Linked DNA regions of Homo sapiens: region 1 is linked to region 2. Evidence: chromatin loops called from intact Hi-C (ENCODE). Cell type or tissue: right lobe of liver. All regions are shown on one strand. Each heading gives the region's core, and the rest is flanking DNA. Links, peaks and the distances in the headings are about the cores only.

Evidence for each region. Hi-C counts contacts between places; a loop is a spot of excess contacts. Peaks named below come from ENCODE experiments on the same cell type or tissue, not always from the same donor. Only the 100,000 strongest peaks of a DNase experiment are listed, where the experiment ranks them.
Region 1: a loop joins it to region 2, with 2.4 times the contacts of the local background. A loop is called at or near these places in 105 of 110 quality-filtered maps.

What each region holds. Positions count from the first base shown.
Region 1 is chr3:194,690,494-194,700,163 of GRCh38, reverse strand. No RefSeq gene overlaps it. Among named protein-coding and RNA genes, the nearest start is that of FAM43A, 9.4 kb to the right of the region's middle. In right lobe of liver, for the core only: no CTCF peak of the experiment used is centred there; no DNase peak of the experiment used is centred there.
Region 2 is chr3:195,109,835-195,119,504 of GRCh38, reverse strand. All of the region lies in intron 3 of XXYLT1 (xyloside xylosyltransferase 1), which reads left to right. Among named protein-coding and RNA genes, the nearest start is that of MIR3137, 20 kb to the left of the region's middle. RefSeq lists enhancers at 1,328-1,387, 1,121-1,661, 1,662-2,204. In right lobe of liver, for the core only: no CTCF peak of the experiment used is centred there; no DNase peak of the experiment used is centred there; H3K27ac peaks cover 352 bases.

The DNA of each region.
Region 1 (9,670 bases), core at 489-8,488, 420 kb after region 2:
CAGGGACTGCCCCTCCTCCCAAGGAAAGACAGTCCAGCTCAAATGTTCCTTCTAGTCCCGAGCTAATGTGATTTTCAGCGTCTGTTTCTGAGAAGTTACTTGGGCTCTGGGTTCTGACCTATATTTAAAGCAGCCCCTAGGACCATGTGCAAACTGAATGATGAACACCTACACAAAACACAGATAAATGATTTCCCCATGACCCTTCCAAAGTCTTAGTTTGTATAAACCTGAGCCAGTGGTCATAAAATGAAGAGAGGACAAGAGAGTAGGTACTTTTTCTGTTTGGGACAAGATTTGAATCTCCAGGCCTGGCATGGTGGCTCACACCTGTAATCTCAGCACTTTGGGAGGCTGAGGCTGGAGGATTGTTGGAGCCAAGGAGTTTGAGACCAGCCTGGGCAACATTGCGAGACTTCCATTTCTACAAAAAGTAAAAATTAAAAAATTAGCCAGCCGTGATCGCACACACCAGTAGTCCCAGCTACTCAGGAGGCTGAGGCAGGAGGATCACTGGAGCTTAGGAGATCAAGGCTGCAGTGAGCTATGATCACACCACTGTACTGCAGCCTGAGTGACAGAACAAGATCCTTTCTAAAAAACAAAAAATTGAATCTCCAGTGTACATGCAGACTTGGATGAGTAGGCCTGCCCCTCCACCTGTTGCAGAGTCTGCACACCTCTTCTCCAAGCCCATTTCTCCATTTCTCTTTTCTTCTGGGCACACAGCTAGACTACATTTCCCAGCTTCCCTTGTAGTGACATATAGCCACGAACTGAGTTCTGGCCAATGGAACATGGGCAGAAGTTGTGTGTATCCCTTCTGGACCTGGCCCATTAAAATGTTCTAAATGATCATACACATTCTCTATCCACTGGAGGACATTCTTGGGCCAGATGCAGAAATTCCAAGACCTTAGAATAGAGATAAACAAGTTTTTGGGCCAGATGTAAATATTTTAGGCTTGTGAGCTACACAGTATTTGTTGCAACTGCTGTCAGAGTTCAAAAGCAGCCATAAATACGTAAGTAAATGAGTGTGATTGTGTTCTAGTAAAACTTCATTTACAAACAGCTGGCAGACTCAATTTGGCCCATGGCTCTTGCCCTAGGAGATGGTGGAGCCACAATGTAGAAGGAGCCTGGGTCTCTGAATGAATGCCTGGCAACCAAGAGTATTCATACTGACTATTGCATAAGTGAGGACTAATCTTTTATTATGTCAAGCCAGTAAGAGTATGAGATTTATTAAAGCAGCTGGTAATCTCTACCCTATTTAATTATACTCACCATACTCTATTTTTTTCTGGTGGCCAAGTGTGCAGGTCAAGAAATGGACCAATGAGGAAAAAACTTGAGTGGTTTTCTGAAGTGGCCTTTAAAACTACAGGGCTGGAGAGAGGCTGCAGGTAGGAGATTTCCAAAAACACCTCCCCACCACCAAAAAAAAAGTTCTGGAGAATGATGCTTCCTCTAGAACCTAAGTCAGGCAGGTTTGTGACTCCAGGCGGAGCCTTTGAGGAGACCCACTTTGATGGTTAAAGAGGAAGAGCATCTCCTCTGTGAAACCCTTTGTGATCACCCCTCCCTCCCGTGGGTGGGTTGGCTGCCCCTGCACTATATTCCCTCAATACTTTACACATAAACTGACCATGCCTCTCTTTATGTTGGATTGGTCTTACCCGCTTTGTCCTTTTCTGCTGGACATAAGAGCAAGGACTGCATCTCATCTCCCTGGGTTCATCCTCCAGCCCCCCACTTTATCCCCCAATCTCACCCCTTCCCCACACTCTCCCACCTCCCTCCACAACCAGCACAGTGCTTGGCACACAGGAGATACCTTGTGAATGTCCCTTCAGTGAAGGAGAGAACAGAAATGAATGAATGAAGACATGCATAGGTTGACAAATTTGCCTAGGTTACAGGGGGTTGGCTATATCACTTATCATTTTTCATCAAACTGGGATACCCTGAGGGTGAAAGGCAGCTCTACTGTAATTATCCACAGTCATCATAGCAGTAGGCGTCTTTGGACCATGGTCTCCAGCAATACAGAGCATTCTCAAAGGGAATCAGTGGTTTCAATTAGTTTAAGAACATTTAATATTAAAAGCAAACAAAGAAGAAAACTCAGAGCACAATGGAAAGGAAAGGATGCTGTGATCTGAAGGGTTTTTTGGCGGAAACCTGGGAGGATCGCACCGCTCTCTCATTGCGCTATGAGTTTTCACTGATCATTTCACACCAATGCCAAGCACAACAGGTTGAGTTGACAATACAGCTCATATCCACCCTAGAGCACAGTCCCAGGATTACCCACAGGAACACACACATGTATACACACACACACCACCGTTCTAGCAGGATAAGAGGATCCCACGTGTTCTTGTGTATACTCTCCCTGCATATGTTTCCAAGAAAAATCTCAGAACCTCCGCTTTTCTAGAAAATAATCAGTCTAAAGAATTACTTTAAGAGGATGTGTGTCCACTTCAGGGACATCTATTTGAGAGGTAAATGAAATCACAATTGCAAATATTTGTGGAAAGTTTTGGGCGGTTGTGCGTGTGTGTGTGCTTGAGTATAGAACACTAATCACATCAGTAATACTGATCTGGGCTGATAATCAAATGCTGACTAAATGAATCCCATTATATGGAACAAATAAAAATGCAGCCAGAGAGCATAGGGCAGCCGCCGTGCTCTCCTGCCACAGCTGAGGGAAGAGATTGGGCTGGAGATGGCCATGTAGCCCATGTGGATATCGAGCATTTTGGATGGAAACTTAGCCCGTAATGTTTCCACATGAAGTATGCCATTCAAATACCCACCTACTGCTTCCTACTCTTAATAAATTCCTTCATTTTTTCGGGTTTTCCCACCTTGGGCCGTGAGATATGTTTCTGAAAACCTTCCTACCCATTGGCACACTGGCTCCGTGGGCGAGCCTCACCGAAGCTCACCCAGCCAGACTGTATTCTTTCCGTGTGAGTACTCCAGCAGCAACCACTCCTTTCCCGTACTGCACTTTACAAGGCCCTTACTGGTCCAACATTTAGATTTTGAGCCTAAACACAACCTGAAAGAGAGAGTTTGATTAGGTATTACCAGCTCTATTTCACATCAAGAATTGGTGCCAAAAGGAAGCCTGCCCAAGGTCAAAGGGCTAATATATGGGAAAACCAGCGCTAGAACTGGGTCTTAGGTGCCTTTCTCCTTAGCTATACCTTACAGCCTCACCACCCTACCCCATCCAGCCCCCAATTCCACTTTTGTCAGGTAACGTTGGACACGTGCCAAGACCTGGGGCAGAGGAATGGAGTGGCAGATTTGTCGCTTATGACTGGAACCTGTTTTGATCTCATCAGTGTGGACACCTCCAGAAAGATCCGACCAGCCATGGACTCTGTAAGTTTCTTTCATCTGCAACCACTGCTGCAGACGCAAGAGAGGGAAGGCCTCATACACCTGGGTGTGTCTGTGGATCTCTTTCAGATAAGCAGCGTGGTTTGGTGCAGACACAAACAGTAGCACTGAATCACATGCTGCTCTTTTGAAGAGATGAGCTCCTCCACTGGAAATCAGGTGGTGAGCACCAGCAAAGGTTTCCCCTGGGAATCACAGCCACCGGGGGCAGGTCGACGTACAAAGATGAAGGTAGGTTTCCCTACAGGGGAAGCCTTGCGGGAAGACAGAGAGAAGCTGTGGGTAAGGAACTGCTGATGGTTTTGTAGATCTGTAAATGGTACCTGGGAATCATTGGCGAGCCCTGAACTGGAACACAGAACTGAGAGAGTGCTGATGCAGGACCCAGCGTCCCGACCCACCCTCCCTCCTTGAACTCATGTGACCTTGGCAACTTCGTTTTCTCTTTCTCTGGGCAGGAGTTCAGCTGCAAGATTGGAACCTTTAGGAACATGGCTTATGGTGTTAGGAGAACATCCATAAAGTGATTAAAAGTACTCCCTGCACTGAAATATTTGTTACTGCCCACGCTGGCCTCCTCCCATCATGGTGCCTAAAAATAGCCTTAATATTTGGCCTTTTAGATCTCAAAGACTTTTAATATTTGGGAGTCCCCTATTAAACTGTCAGGTCCATGGAAAAGTCATTTAGGCGAGTGTTTGGGATATTCACTGTAGACTGAGGAACAATAGCTTGAGGTGGCAAAAGTGGAGACTTTAGCAGCGTGAGAAGGGGGAGAGCCCTAAGCTTCACACACTTACAACTGGCTGGTGTCCCCAGGGCAGTGGGGCTCCCTACATTGTTGCTGAGAGTGTCTGAAAGAGGGCAGTGTGGCATCTTAGAAAGAGACTGGGGAAAACAAAACCTGGGTTCTAATCCTGGCTCTGCTGTAAGCTTCCTGTGGCACACGCACAAGTCCTTTCCCCTCTCTGGGCCTCAGTTTCCCTATCTGTAAAATGAAAGGATTGGAACCAAGGGGTGATGAGGTTGTGTCTGGCTCTCAAGATTTTGAAATGAACTGGTGAGCCATGATTGGCTAATCCTGGAGCAGAGGGTAGGGAGACTCCCCAGTCATCAGCCAAGACCCAACCCTTTTAGAGAAAGAATCCAGGATGGGGGTGAGTCCTGGAGCAGGAGGAGCCTGCTGCAAGACAGACAGGGAAGCATTCCCCAGGCCATCAACTCACTCTTCTTCCCAGACTTCCTCAAGTGGGTCTTGGTCTCCCTTGCCAGGAGCCCCAAACTCCCTGCTGCCAGATGCCCTCACGGCCTTTGACCAGATGTTTAGGCTCTGCCAAGTTTCCTTGGACAGTACCCTGGGTTGCCTCCATACTAACTTATCCCCACCTTAAAGGATTCATGGGAAAGAGTGTAGGACTTGGAGTCAGGGGCCTTGAGTTCTGGTCCCAGCTTGCTGAGTAATCTTAGGCAAGCGATTGCACTTCTCTGAACCCTAACTTGGCCCTTGGATTCAGTGCCAGTTGCCGTTTCAGGACCCACCATGGCCTCTAAGTTTTGAGGTAATGAAAGGGATATCTACTAGCTGGTTCCTGGCTTCGCCAAGGGAATGTCACTTCCAAACCAGACGTTGGTGAAGGTCCAGGAACGTAGGTCCTGAAGACGAGCCCTGTCCTCAGAGCCCGAGATAGTTTCTAGCCCATAGTCAGAGGCTTCTTCTGTTTTGTCCTACTAGGGAAAGGGGGAAGGGAGAAACACTCTTGACCTTAACCTTGGCTTCTTTACGTCACAATAGTGAAAGTCTTGTTATTGTCTAATCAAGGGCACCCACTTTACCTGGGATGATCCTGGGGCTGGAGAGGGGAAGTGACTTGATTGACTCACACACTGAGGAAGTCCAGGGCTCTCCAGGCCTGGACCCGTGTCTCCCTGGCTTTCTGCCACACCATCACATTGTTTGAGTCTTCATTTGGCACAATTTAGGGAGGTTTGGGCAGTTAATTTGGGGCTGGGATGAGCAGGGATAAGACTCCAATTCCGTTCAAAGCCGATTCCAAATAAACCATCCTTCTCCAAACCAGAACCACCCCTCCCTAGAAGGTCAGGGACATTCCAAGGAAATTCTTGGGAATTAAATATACCTCATGGAGAGGTGAGGAATTGAATGATTTCCAATTTTCCCTCCTCACCAAACATATATCCTTGAAACCTTGGTTCCTACTTCTGGACAATGACCTTGAACTTGATTAGACCTGTTCTCTCCTGGAGTGGAATCACTCCTTTACTCCTTCCTTTGCATTTCCTGAGTACCTACTAGGTGCCAGACCCCATGTTAAGTGAGGTAAATCAGAGCTGCCTAAGACATATGCCTGTCCTTGAAGAATTCAGCCAACCAGGAAGGACACAAATGATTCATATCCATGATACAATGGCAAGAGCTTCTCCACCCACAAACTAGATCCACTCTTCTAGGATGGGGTCTCACCACACCAGATACCAAGGGTGGGAGCAAAAGAAGACGAAGTTCCCCTGGGGGCTGCACCCCACCCACCGGCAGCATTCTCCCCAGGAAGACAGACCCCCGGCCTCTTTACCTCCAGCGTCATGCATCTAGTACATATTCATTCACACTTGGTCTGGGGAGTAGGGGGTGGGGGGGGGGTTGCTGAACAATGTCAGAAATAGTTCTCATCAAGCAGCTACCATGTATGAAATGTGGGAGTACAAATAAGGGGGAAAGTAAGGGGAAATCCAAATGCCAGTTTCTGCCATCCCAAAGGGAACAATTTATTTATATGCCAGAAAAACTGGAGGCCTAGGCTGGGTGCAGTGGCTCACGCCTGTAATCCTAGTACTTTAGGAGGCCAAGGCCGGCGGGTCGCTTGGGGTCAGGAGTTCGAGACCAGCCTGGCCAACATAGCGAAACCTCGCCTCTACTAAAAATTTAAAAACATAGCTGGGCGTGGTGGTGTACGCCTCTAATCCCAGCTACTTGGAGGCTGACGCAGGAGAATCACTTGAACCCCAGAGGCAGAGGCTGCAGTGAGTGAAGATCATACCACTGCACTCTAGCCTGGGTGACAGAGAAAGACTCTGTCTCAAAAAAATAAAATAAAATAACTGGAGGCCTATTAAAAGCGCATCAGTCTAGGAGTTTGGACCCGTGGGTCTTGGTCCCTTAGCATGCCCTGGAGTTGCAGGATTGGTGCTGGCTGATGCCTCTGTGCTTGGTTTGCTTTTCCTTTAAAGCCTGGGCTATCTTTTCTTTCAGGCAATATAAGATATCAGCTAGGTTTGTGGAAAGGAGAAATTCAGATGGGGAGCTGTGCCATAGGGGAATGAGGTGTGAACTGGAGAAGGAGGAAGGGGTAGAGATGAAGAGGAGGGGAGAAGAGGAGGCCTTCAGAAATGTCACTCCCCATGGAGGGTTAGAAACAAGGTCCTTTTCTGGTACCACTGAGCAGCTCAAGAAAGAGGAAGGAAGGAGTGCCAAGTTCCAGGGCCATCTTCTCACCATTCAAACCACCAAGACGATGGTTAGTCAAGGCGCTCAAACTGGGTCACAAGAGCTTTAGAGCAAGCAGTGGGGGTTTGGTCTAGGGGACACTGGGCCTACGAACAGGGGTGAGCCAGAAGGAACAGAAACGGCCCCGGCTACTGGTCAAGCCAGATCCAGGTGTGGCCGCTGTAGTTTGGATATTTGTTCCCCCAAATCTCTTCTTGAAATTTGATCCCAGTGTTGGAGGTGGGGCCTAATGGGAGGTATTTGGGTCATGGAGGTGGATCCCTTATGAATAGGTTAATGCTCTCCCTGTGGGGAGACGGAGGCAATGAGTGATTTCTCTCTCACTCGAGAGCAGGTTGTCCAAAAGAGCCTGGCACTGCCCTTCTCCCTATCTCTTGCTTCCTTCCTCTTGCCATTTGATTCCTGCTCCAGTTCACCTCCCGCCATGAGTGCAAGCAGCCTGAGGCCTCACCAGAGCAGAAGCTGGCACCACACTTCTTGTACAGCCTGCAGAACCTTGAGCCAAATAAACCTCTTTCCTTTATAAATTACCCAGCCTTGCCAGGCATGGTGGCTCATGCCTGTAATCCCAGCACTTCGGGAGGCCAAGGCGGGTGGATCACTTGAGGTCAGGAGCTCAAGACCAGCCTGACCAACATGGTGAAACCCTGTTTCTACTAAAAAAAAAAAAAAGCACAAAATTAGCCGGGTGAGGTGGAGGGCACCTATATTCCCAGCTACTCGGGAGGCTGAGGCAGGAGAATCGCTTGAACCCGGGAGATGGAGGTTGTGGTGAGCCAAGGTCATGCTATTGCACTCTAGCCTGGGCAACAAGAGTGAAACTCTGTCTCAAAATAAATAAATCAATAAATATAAATAAATTACCCAGCCTCAGGTATTCTTTATAGCAACACGAAACGGACTAAGACAGTGGACATGTGCAACAAGCCTGGAGCAGAGAGTGCAGAGCGCCCTGGGCCTAGCACCCTCCTGGCTGCCTGGAGCCCTGAGTAGTTCCCCATGTGTCAGTCATGGCTCCTACCCCAGCAGTCCGTGCACATTTCTAGCTCTGTCATGCATCACTTAGCAGCAGATGCTGGGACTACTGATGCATACCACACAGAGGAAAGAGTTCTGCTTATTAAATTACTAAATCCTGTTTAAAAAGACGGCAACTTGCTCCTAATAGAATTTCTATGTTTCTCGTGATCCTTGGCAACTACAATGAGATTTTTAAATCTCCAGTATGGTGCCAGGGGTAGATTCTTCCAACCAGTTCTCTCTCTACTCACAAGCAGAACCCTCAAAAACAGCTCTGTCCCCTGGGAGGGAATTGTGCTTTCTTAGTATAACAGAGCCTTTCTAATTTGGTTAAAATCTGTTCTGCTGACTGTGGGGCAGTGAGAGGTGTTTCTTTAGGGAAACCATGTGTGTCCACACACGTGTGTGTGGAGGGGGTTCTCTGAAGCTGTCATAGTTGGGAGGGTATGAAATACTATTGTTTATTTTATGCCATTTTATTCCTCCCACCTTCCTGCTTACATATGCGACAAATGGTAGAAGTGAACATGGGATGTTTGTGCTGTGAGGAGTCGATGAATGCCTCCTCCCAGACTCACGCTGCCACCCCTGGAGGACCGCGTGCCGCCGGGAGTCACCCTGTTTTTCATGCAGTCGATGCTGCATTGTTGAACACGGAGGATTACCTAGGCTGGGAAAGAACGTGGAAAGTGTCTCAGTGCATTTAAAGTACCATCAGGTTAAGTCATGGAGAAACATGAGCCTCACTTTGCAGGAAAGAAAAGCTAAATTTGATGAGTAAACCAGACTTCAGGTGTTTTCTGGAAGGTGTATTTTATCTAATGACTTAGCTTTGCTTTTGTCGCTCCATTCTTTTCCCTCTGAGCTCCAGGAGCAAAGTAGTTTTAGGGTCTTTCTTTTATTTTCATTCAAAACATCTCTTCTTACTCTAGTGATATCATCCCTGGAAGACTGAGAAGTCAGAAGAGGTGAATCACGTGTCACCTTCACATCTCTTCTAGAATTACATCAGTCAGAGCTCTGAGGTGCAGTGGGGATCGATGCCAAAAAGCAGAGGGGAGGAAGGAGAGATGGGGAGGGCACAGACGGAGGAGGAAGGGAGCTGGCTCTTTCCAGCCTGCTTATTTTCTTCTTCCTCCTCCTCAACCTTCAAGCCCCCCTTCCTATTTATAAATCACATGAGAGGAAATATCAGACTTTAAAGAGATGGCTGCTTTATATTTATTGATGGTGTTGGTTTCAACACTATTTGCCTGAACTTTTGGACCAACCACCACATGCCTGTCAGTCACAGATGAAAGCCAACATTGGCATTCTCACAGGACACTTAAACTAGATAAGAATGAAGACACACAGACCCTGCCCTGTCTCCCAAGTATTAGCCATATTATCTTCACTCTGTCTCATCTCTTCATCAGTTTCAAACAGCAGAGGAACTTGGCTATGCATGGGAATAATTTCAAATGTGAAATCTAGTCACGCAGGCTAGTGATGGCCCACACAGCCGTCTGCTTATCAGGTGAGCACACTGGTGTGGAAGGGCTGGGATGGGTGGCTGGGCTGAGACTGGACTTTCCTGACCTCTCTCTAGCTGGGGTTTTTAATGTCATTCAATGATGTGTATCTGAGGTATTCAGGGAGAGGGATCGGGACGCACAACCAAGCCAAAATATAATAGATTCAAAGGCCTGGACGTCCTAA
Region 2 (9,670 bases), core at 919-8,918:
TTGGGAAAAGTGGCTCATGTTATCACCCAGTCACTCATTTCATAGCAGCTACCCAGGTCCCTTACTGGATACCCTTCATCGCCTGTCCTCAGCAGGACCAATAAAGTCATATTTATACAGCAATCTAAGGTCACATAGTCATTTTATGTGATTTCCCTTATTGGATTTTTATATCAGCTTCACTATATATGTTATTTCCTTTTTTTTTTTTTTTTTTGTTTGAGATGGAGTCTCGCTGTGTCTCCCAGGCTGGAGTGCAATGGCGCAATCTCGGCTCACTGCAACCTCCACCTCCCAGGTTCAAGTGATTCTCCTGCCCTAGCCTCCCGAGTAGCTGGGATTACAGGCGCGTGCCACCACACCCAGCTAATTTTTTTTTTTTTGTATTTTTAGTAGAGACAGGGTTTCACCATGCTGGCCAGGCTGGTCTTAAACTCCTGACCTCGTGATCCACCCGCCCTGGCTTCCCAGAGTGCCGGGATTACAGGCATGAGCCACCGCGCCTGGGCTTATTTCCATTTTTTCAAAGACAAAACTGAGGCTCAAAGCAGAGAGGTGACCTGCCTGCTGATGTACAGCTAATGACAGAGCCCCAGAGGAACGCAGTGCTCTTAGAACCCCACTGAAGATTCCTCCTTCAGGGAACTACGTTTCGAAAGTTTACTACGTCACCTCCTTCGGGAATTCTGAAACATTGTGTACTCGTATCTTTACCCGTGAAAGCTGTTTCTGGGATTGGCGCTGTCAACTCCAGGCCCAGGTCTCTCTAATTCTGGGTTGGTAGGTTTTGCATTAATGAGATTTAACTCACCATGGTTCATTTCTCCCTTTGCAGTCCCTTGTGTATGCCCCTGGGGCATAGGTGCCTGTGGCAAGTCTGTGAAGGCTGCATTCTCCCCCAGCTTGGAATGCCCAGTGCCCCTGCTGCAGCCCACAGCCCTTCAGAAGGTGATTGCAAGGAAGCCAAGCCTAACCTCATCTTCCGTTCCTTCTGCCATGTCCACACCTGGCGTCACCTGTGCAGCCTTTCCTGCATGAGTCATGGCCAGGCAAGCTCGGTGACATGCACTGGGAGCCCGGTGTGGAAGCTGGGAGGCAGTCATTGTGTAGTCACGCTAGTGGTGGCCACGGGCCATGGGGCTCCTAAGGAAATTAGAAGGACCTTTGGAACTGCCTTCCTCCCCACCCTGCTCTGTATCTCCTTCAGAGTTTTTCTGATAGGGGTAGTGCTGACTTGTTCCTTGGGAAGGCTTGGAGATTTGGGGTCTTCGCCTGCATCTTATCAAAATCCCTGTGTCTCACTGGAGGAGTAAGAACCTGACCTGCCATCAGGAAATGCCTTAGATGAGTGCTCAGCACCGGTGGCAGGACTGGGGATGTTTAGTTAAGATAAGAGAAAGCCCAGGGGGGCATTATCTCTGTCTTCATATGGGACAGGAAATGTACTTGTTCCTTGTGGCTCTAGGGGGCAGGACGTGGAGCAGAGAGCAGAAGCGTTAAGGGGTGAAATTCAGCATCATGTGAGAAAGAACTCACTAAAAAGTCATTTTCAAAAAGTAGAACATGCTGCCCTGAGCAGAGTGAATTTCTTCTTCCTGGAAATTTCCAAGTGTTATTCCGACGGGGAGGCTGTGGCCCAGGGGCCCAGGAATGGGAACTCCAGTGCTGAGTGGCACTGAGATGGCCACTGACCTTTACACTTATTGGCATGTAATTAGTCCCCTCCACAGTGTCCTGTAGTGACAGCTACCCACAAGAGCTGAGCTCCGGGCAGGCACCACAGAGGGAAAGAGGGCCAGGGACCCCTCATTCTTATTGTTTCCCTGGATGTGTGCATGCATGTGTGCGTGAGAGAGGGGGGTGCATGGAGTTTTTCCCTTTGTTTCCACGCTACCCCGACCCCTACTCCACACCAAATAACTCATTTAATAACTTGGAATCCTCCCATATGTTTATCTGTGCTTATAAAAGTCATAGACACTTATGACACACATCAACACATAGATACATGTACAAGTTTTTAAAAATTGTTTTATAAAAATGAGATCATATGAATCAAATTTACTGCATGTTGCTTTTCTTGCTCATCAGTACTTCATAGAAAAATCCCTCAAGTTCACTGGTATGCCTCTCTTATTTCATTCTGCTAATGTAGTCCATAGGATGGATGGCCCACATCTGATTCAACATTCTTACTTTGATGGCATTCATTTTATCTCTAGTTTTTTCACTTATAAATAATGCTTCCACAAACATTCTCATTTGTACATATGGACGCGTGTGTGTATGTGTCCTTCCGAGCTAGTGCTTTTATTTCCCAGGCATAGATTCCCAAGAGTAGGAGTGCTGAGCTGAAGGGGATGTGTGTGTGTGTGTGTGTGTGTGTGTGTATACACTATATATATATAGGATGTTTCCAGATTGTTTTCCCAATAAACTACAGCAATTCTCACTTCCATTAATAGTACATGAAGGCACCTGTTTCCACATCCCCGTAGCATCAGTTGTGATTTCCTTGTTTGTGCTGGCTGGGCTGATGGGTGGGCAGTAACACTTCATTGTTACTTTGTTTCATTTCTCTGACCCCTGGTGTGCCTGAGCATTATTGTATAGGATTATCTGCCATCTGGATTGCTCTTCCCCCAATCACCTGTGGGACCTTTGCCTGTTTTGCTCCCGAGGTTCCAGAAAGGAGAACAAGGCTTTCTGGGTCAGGCAGGCAAGCAAGTGTGTTTCCGTCTCAGCCTTTACCTGGTCCTGGAGATGGTCAGCCCTCAATGACTTACCTTCCCTTTCCCTTCTGCACAGTTTTTAGAGTCCCCAGAAATGGGAAATTAAATCTTATTCTCCCAAGCGTCCCAGGGTAAGGGTGAGGGAGAGAGCAGGAAATAGAGTTGCAAGCCGGTGAGAGCTGATAAGTTGTCCTGTGGATTGGTTCTACTGTCTCTCTCTTGTGTTTCCTGGGCCAAGTTCCCTCCCTTCTTGCTGATGTGCACTTGGCAGTGCACCTGTAAATAGTTTGGATCTTGACTGATGTTTCTGAAGCTTCAAGTCTCACTACTCAAAGTGTAGTTCATGGACCAGAAACAGAATCTCAGACCCCACCCCAGACCTACTGACTCAGAATCTACATTTTAACGAGATCCCCAGATAATTCACAGAAACATTAAAATTGGAGAAGCATTGGCTTAAAGCATTCTGGTTAGAATTTGTGAGGGGAAACAGACACGCTTAGAACTTACTTGCCCAGAAATGTTGCTGCAGTTGAGAATGTTTTAGATGTGTCAGTAGATCCAGCATGGTGCAGATTCCACCGCTCGTGGTGGCATGCCTTCTTTCTCTTGCTCTTGAGATCTCATAGTGCATGTCACCTACCAGAACACAGCGCCCCTCTGCCTTGGGTGACAGGAAAGCTCAACACACCCCAATCCAGCTGCTTCTCCCTGTCGCTGAGTCTTATAGGCCCATCAAGTCCACGTAAACAACCTGTTTTAGATAGCCCGACTCCGTTTGTGGCAAATAGTGCATGCTTCAGCTGCCTGACTTGAGTTTCCTGCCATCTCCTGAGCGGCCCAGCTCCTTATCACTGTCCCTGTCACCTGTCCTCGGTCTTTGTCTCCTGAGCCTGAGGACAGCCTCAGCGCCTCCAGTTTTCATACAGAGCTGCCCCCATCAGACCCTCTCGCCCTCTGACAAAGCACTGTTAGTTACTCTCTAGATAACCGAGGTCCGGTCCTGGCCTGCACCTGCCGCCCTCCTTCCTCCACCTCGGACGTGAACACCTCAGCTCAAAGGTGAGAGCGCACACGGTGTGCTGCCGGAGCCAGACGAGGGGGTTACTGCTCCGCACCAGATGAAGGGAGTCGTCCTGTAAATAGCTGTGCTTTCCAAACCACTTCCACTGTGGCTCCTGAGGCCTTCACGCGTGCTCGGTTTGCCAGGCAGGGTTTATCAACCAGGGATCGCGTAGGAAGCAGAAACCACTCCAGGTGGTGTAAGCAGAAGGAGTTTCTTGTTGGAATTAGGTGCTTACAACATTGTTGGAGGGGCTCAAGGGGCAGGTTTCCGGCTGGGCCTTTTGAAGGACTCCTGGCTAGTTCAGAAGCAGCTGTTGCCAGCCCACAGCCATTCCTGGACTCTCTAGGAGGCTGAAGGATGAACAGTCTAAGTTGAGGTCTGAGGATTATGGAGTTTGGACAGAAATCACCACCACTGCCCTGCTTTTCTGGTACTCAGGAAGCGGCAGCACGACCTGGGTTCAAGGTGACTGGGACCGTCTAACCAGCAGTGACAGCCAGAAGCCACATTCTCACCGGGCACGTCTCATGTGAGCACACTAGTTCCCGAGTCGCAGCACCTGATTCACGTCCCGAGCTCTCGCCGTTTGGGCATCTGGGAAGCTTAGTTTCCCTCGTTCCAACCTCTCAATAGGAGGAGGATCAACGGGAGGTTTGGGAGGAGCCAACTGTGCAACCTCAGCTAGGTACGATTTTGACGAGTGGAACGGGTGGGGCCTGCGGCATTCACACTCCCAAGCTCAGCCTCCACCCAGGAGTGACTGCGCCCAGGCCGACCCCGGTGTCTTCCCACACTTGGCGTTAGCACCTTCTGCAGGTGGCAGCCTCCTTGCACCGGCAGGGAGACCACTGAGCGGCTTCACTCCTCCCTGGTTTTCTAAGCCTGTAAGACTGCTACCTTCCTGCGTGCTCCAAAAGCGATTGCTTTTTCACTTAGTTTCGTCTGATTGACGAAAGCTTGTCACAAGCTTGACAGAGGTTCAGGGAATGTGGGCAAAGCCGCGCTGCCTTCTACATCAAGTGCTGTTCATTTGGGTCATTAGGATTTCATGTCTGGTCCTGGTCTTCGTAATTAAACGTGTAAAGAGATGTCCTCCCAGCACTGTCATGAGCAGGAACTTTTTAGTAGAAATGTACTTGTTGATGACATGGTTGTATAATGTGATTGTGGGTGTAGGGGGACAGATGTGTTTCAAGTGCTAGAGAAATGACAATGATTTGGGTCTCATGGGACCCAGGCACAGGACCGTACACAGAGCAGGTGCTCAAAATGGCTTATTTAGTACATGGAGTGAAATGAAAAGAAGCTCAACGCAGGTGGAAGGTGATGCTCCGTGTCTCCCGGCTCTCCAGGCAGTAGTCATTCCTTGGCCCCTCAGATCCTCCATTTTGGGTGCAATGGTGTGGCTGTACTTTGTGGAGAAACAAATTTGGGCAGCTGAGTTCAGGGCTTCACGTGGAGGAGCGAGAAGGGGGCCACCCAATGCAGCTTTCCCTGGAAGCGTGTGGACTGGGGCACAGTTGTTGCAGGATGATTGGCTGCCACCATAAGTGGGCAAAATCATGGGCAGATCATCCTGCTTCCTTAATTGAATCTTGGAATGCATTCAGAATCTTCAACCCAGGGGTCTGGCACTCAAGGCGTTTGTGACCTGGCACTGACTCAGTACGCTCTAGCCAAATTGGGCACTCATGGCTCCCAGATGCTGTGCCAAGCTTTCACCTGCTTATCTTTGCTTGCACTGTTCCTGCCACCTGGAGGGACTTCTCTTCACCCATCTCTACCTTGAGAAATCCTCTCTGTCATTCATGGCCAACTCAGACACCCCTTCTTCATAGCATTCTTTGCCCGCCGGCCTCAGGAGCACCCTCTGGCACTATCAGAATGCCCAGGGCTCCTTTCCACCCTTTTCTCCTGGCCACAACCCTTTCTCCTGGCCACACCCCTTTCCGCCTCTTTGCCTGGTCCTGTGGGTGCTGTGCAGGCTCCCTCAGCCAAGCTCGGCATTCCCAGGCCTGGCTCCGAGTAGGTGTTTGTGGAATGAATGGCTAAAAAGTAAAGCAAAAAGCTCATGAAACAGAGGGGAAATCCAAAACTGATTAAAGAGAAAAAGGATTCTAACAAAAAAGACCGTGAGTGCTGGGTTCACACTGCCTGGGTTCAGGTCCTGGCTCCACTATTTAATAGCCCTGTGACCTTGGACAAACCAGTAAACCGCTTTGTGCCTCAGTTTCCCCCTATGTTAAGGATAAGCGTACTACCTAATCAGGGATGTTCTGAGAATTAAGATTCTTGAAAACATGTCAGCTTCTTGGAACGGTGCCTGCCTCGTAGTAAGTGTTAATATACGTTAGTGCACCACTCCCCTCCCAAGCTTTCCCAACTCCCTGGCTTGTCGAAGATAGTGTCAGAAACTGGCGTTTTTCCGAGCTCCCGCCAGATGTTCACCTCCGTTTCCATCCTGCAGTTGCGGCGAAATCAGTGGGAGATGTTTTCCTGAGGCGGCTCCATCCTTACTGTGGAAGGGAGAAAAGACGGGAAGGTCCACGGACCAAGGAGTGGCTCTTGCCAGGCTCTGTGCGAGGGCTCCTCATATGAAATGCTGTTTAATCTTCACACAGCCTCTGGGTATGGATTAATGTTCCTATCTGGGAGGAAGCTGAAGCTCAAAGAAGAGCAACAGCTTGCCTGGGATGGCACGGCGAGTGAGGGGCATGGCTGCAGTTGAAACCCAGATTGGATTTTGAAACCCATGTTCTCTTGACTGCTTCATCCAGCTGTTCCCACCACCTGGGGCTGGAGGCTGGGGGCTGCGTGTATGTGCGCACATGTGTGCATGCATGTGTGTGCATGCGTGTGGGTGTGTGTGCGTGTGTGCGCTGCTTCAGCTGTTCCCACCACCTGGGGCTGGGAGCTGCGTGTGTGCATGGGTGTGTGTGTGTGCATGCGCGCACTGCTTCAGCTGTTCCTACCACCCGGGGCTGGGAGCTGCGTGTGTGCATACGTGTGTGTGTGCACTGCTTCATCCAACTATTCCCACCACCCGGGGCTGGGAGCTGCGTGTGTGCATGGGGGTGTGTGTGTGCACATGTGTGCGTGTGTGTGCATGCGTGTGTGTGTGTGCGTGCGTGTGTGTGCACTGCTTCATCTAGCTGTTCCCACCTGGGGCTGGGGGCTCTGTGTGTGTGTGTGGGTGTGTGTGGGTGTGTGCATGTGTCCATGCGTGTGTGCATGTGTGTGGGTGTGCACATGCGTGTGGGTGTGCGTGCGTGTGTGTGCATGTGTGTGTGTGCGCGCACGTGCGCACGTGCAGTCCTTGCTGGGGTGGGTGGGCTCGATGGCCCTGCCCCGAGTTGCCTCAGAACTGAGCAGAGTGGATCAGTGTGGACAGATCTTCTGGGGCTTGCGAACCCCAAAGCATCAGCGAAACCCGTGTTTGCCCAGTGTTCAGCCATGGCAGCCCACAGAACCTGACCCGGATTCCAGTAGGCTTTTGCCCAGGTGTCGCTGAGATGTCAGCAAGCCTCAGTTTCCTAGTTCATGGGCCCTCCTGACGGCTAGAAATGGTCTCGTGGGTTTTAAGAATAATTATAACTATCTTGTCCTCACTTAAGCTGATTTGGTATATACCAATGTACTGATTGATATTAGCACCCGTCTCATTTGCACATTTCTGCAGCGATAGTAATGCCAAGTAAACTGTAGAAGAAATGAGTTCCTGAGGCATTTACAGGCAATCAGGATGTTCACTTTGCATGTAGAGCAGGCACGCGCTATTTGAATCAAGCTTCCACGATTGGGGCGAGCAAATGATCTTGTATTTACATATTTTTCCGAAGGCCACTTTACCTCAATTTTAAATCTTTAAGTTGAGTTCCTATTTTTGAAAATTCTGTTTTGTTGTAACTGAGGTAATCCAGCCTCAAGGCCCTGTGAAGACAGCTTATGTTAGAAGTCTGTCTGTTAATCTTACCACGTTGAAGACAGTGGAATTCTGTGAGAAAAGATAGGCTTCACGAGTCAGTACCAGTGGTAGATGGGTGGGCCAGTGATAGTATAATACTCGTTCAGCTTGGTCACAATCAGCGTGTCCTTTACCTGCTGCTTACAGACGTTCACAGTGACAGATGCTCCCGTCATGAGAGACACTGAGCACCATCAGACACCTGCCCCTGGAGCGCCATCCTAGCCAGAGAGATACACACAGGCCCAGCCCACTCAGCCCAGCCAGACCCTCTCCGCCACCTCCTTTCCCCTTGCTCCCCATCCAGCCTCTCTCCCCATCTCCCCTCTCTGCTATGGATTGAATGTGTTCCTCAGAAATTCATACGCTGAAGCCCTAACCACCACTCCCTCAGAATGTGACCTTATTTGGAATAGGGTCGTTGCAGATGTCATTTGTTAAGATGAGGTCCTCATGGTCGAGCCTAATCCAGTATGACTGGTGTTCTTATAAAAAGAGGAATTTGGGCACAGACACACACACACAGGGAGAACATCACGTAAAGGAGAAGTCAGATCACGGCTTTGCTTCTGCGTGCTAAGGAATAGCAAAGATTGCCAGCGAACCACCAGAAGCTAGGGGAGCGGCCTGGAACAGGCTCGGCCTCGCAGCCCTCAGAGGGATCCAGCCCTGCCGACCCATGATCTCAGACTTCTAGCCTCCAGGACTGCGGACAATCAGTGTCTGCTGTTTAAGCAAACCGGTTTGTACTTTGTCGTGGCAGCCCTAGAAAATAAATATCACCCTGCCCCCACCCACATACACATACCTCACACACACCACACACACACACCACACACCTCACCCACACACACGCACACATACACCACACACCACACACACACTTATACAACACACACAACACACCACACACACACTTATACACCACACACACGCACACATACACCACATACACTTATACACCACACACACACCACACACACTTATACACCACACACATGCACACATACAGCACACACACACACACCACACACACCACACACATGCACACATACAGCACACACACACATACACCACACACAACACACCACACACACTTATACATCACACACCACACACACACCACACACATGCACACATACAGCACACACACACATACACCACACAACACACCACATACATACACCACACACACACCACACACACGCACACGTACACCACGCACACATACACCACACACCATGCACACATACACCACATACACACACACCTCACCCACACACCACACACACTTTACACCACATACACACGCACACATACACCACAGACGCACTTATACACACATAACACACCACACACACTTATACAGCACACACGCACGCACATACACCACACACCACACACATACACACACCTCACCCTCACCCACACACACATATACCACACACGCACACATACACCCCACACACACCACACACCCACACACACTTCACCCACACACGCACACCACACACTTATACACCACACACGCACACACCACACATACACCTCACCCACACACACACATACTCAGACACCACACACAACACACAGACACCACACACACCACACACACACACACCACACATGCACACATACACCACACACGCACACTCATACACCACACACACCAGACACCACACACACCACACACACGCACACATACACCAGACATGCACACTCATGCCACACACAACCACACACCATGCACACACCCCCACCCACACACATACACACAACACACACACATGCACGCACACTCATATACCACACACACATATACCCCCACACACACCACACACACCCACACCTCACCCACACACATGCACACATACACCACACACACAGGCACACATACACCACACACAC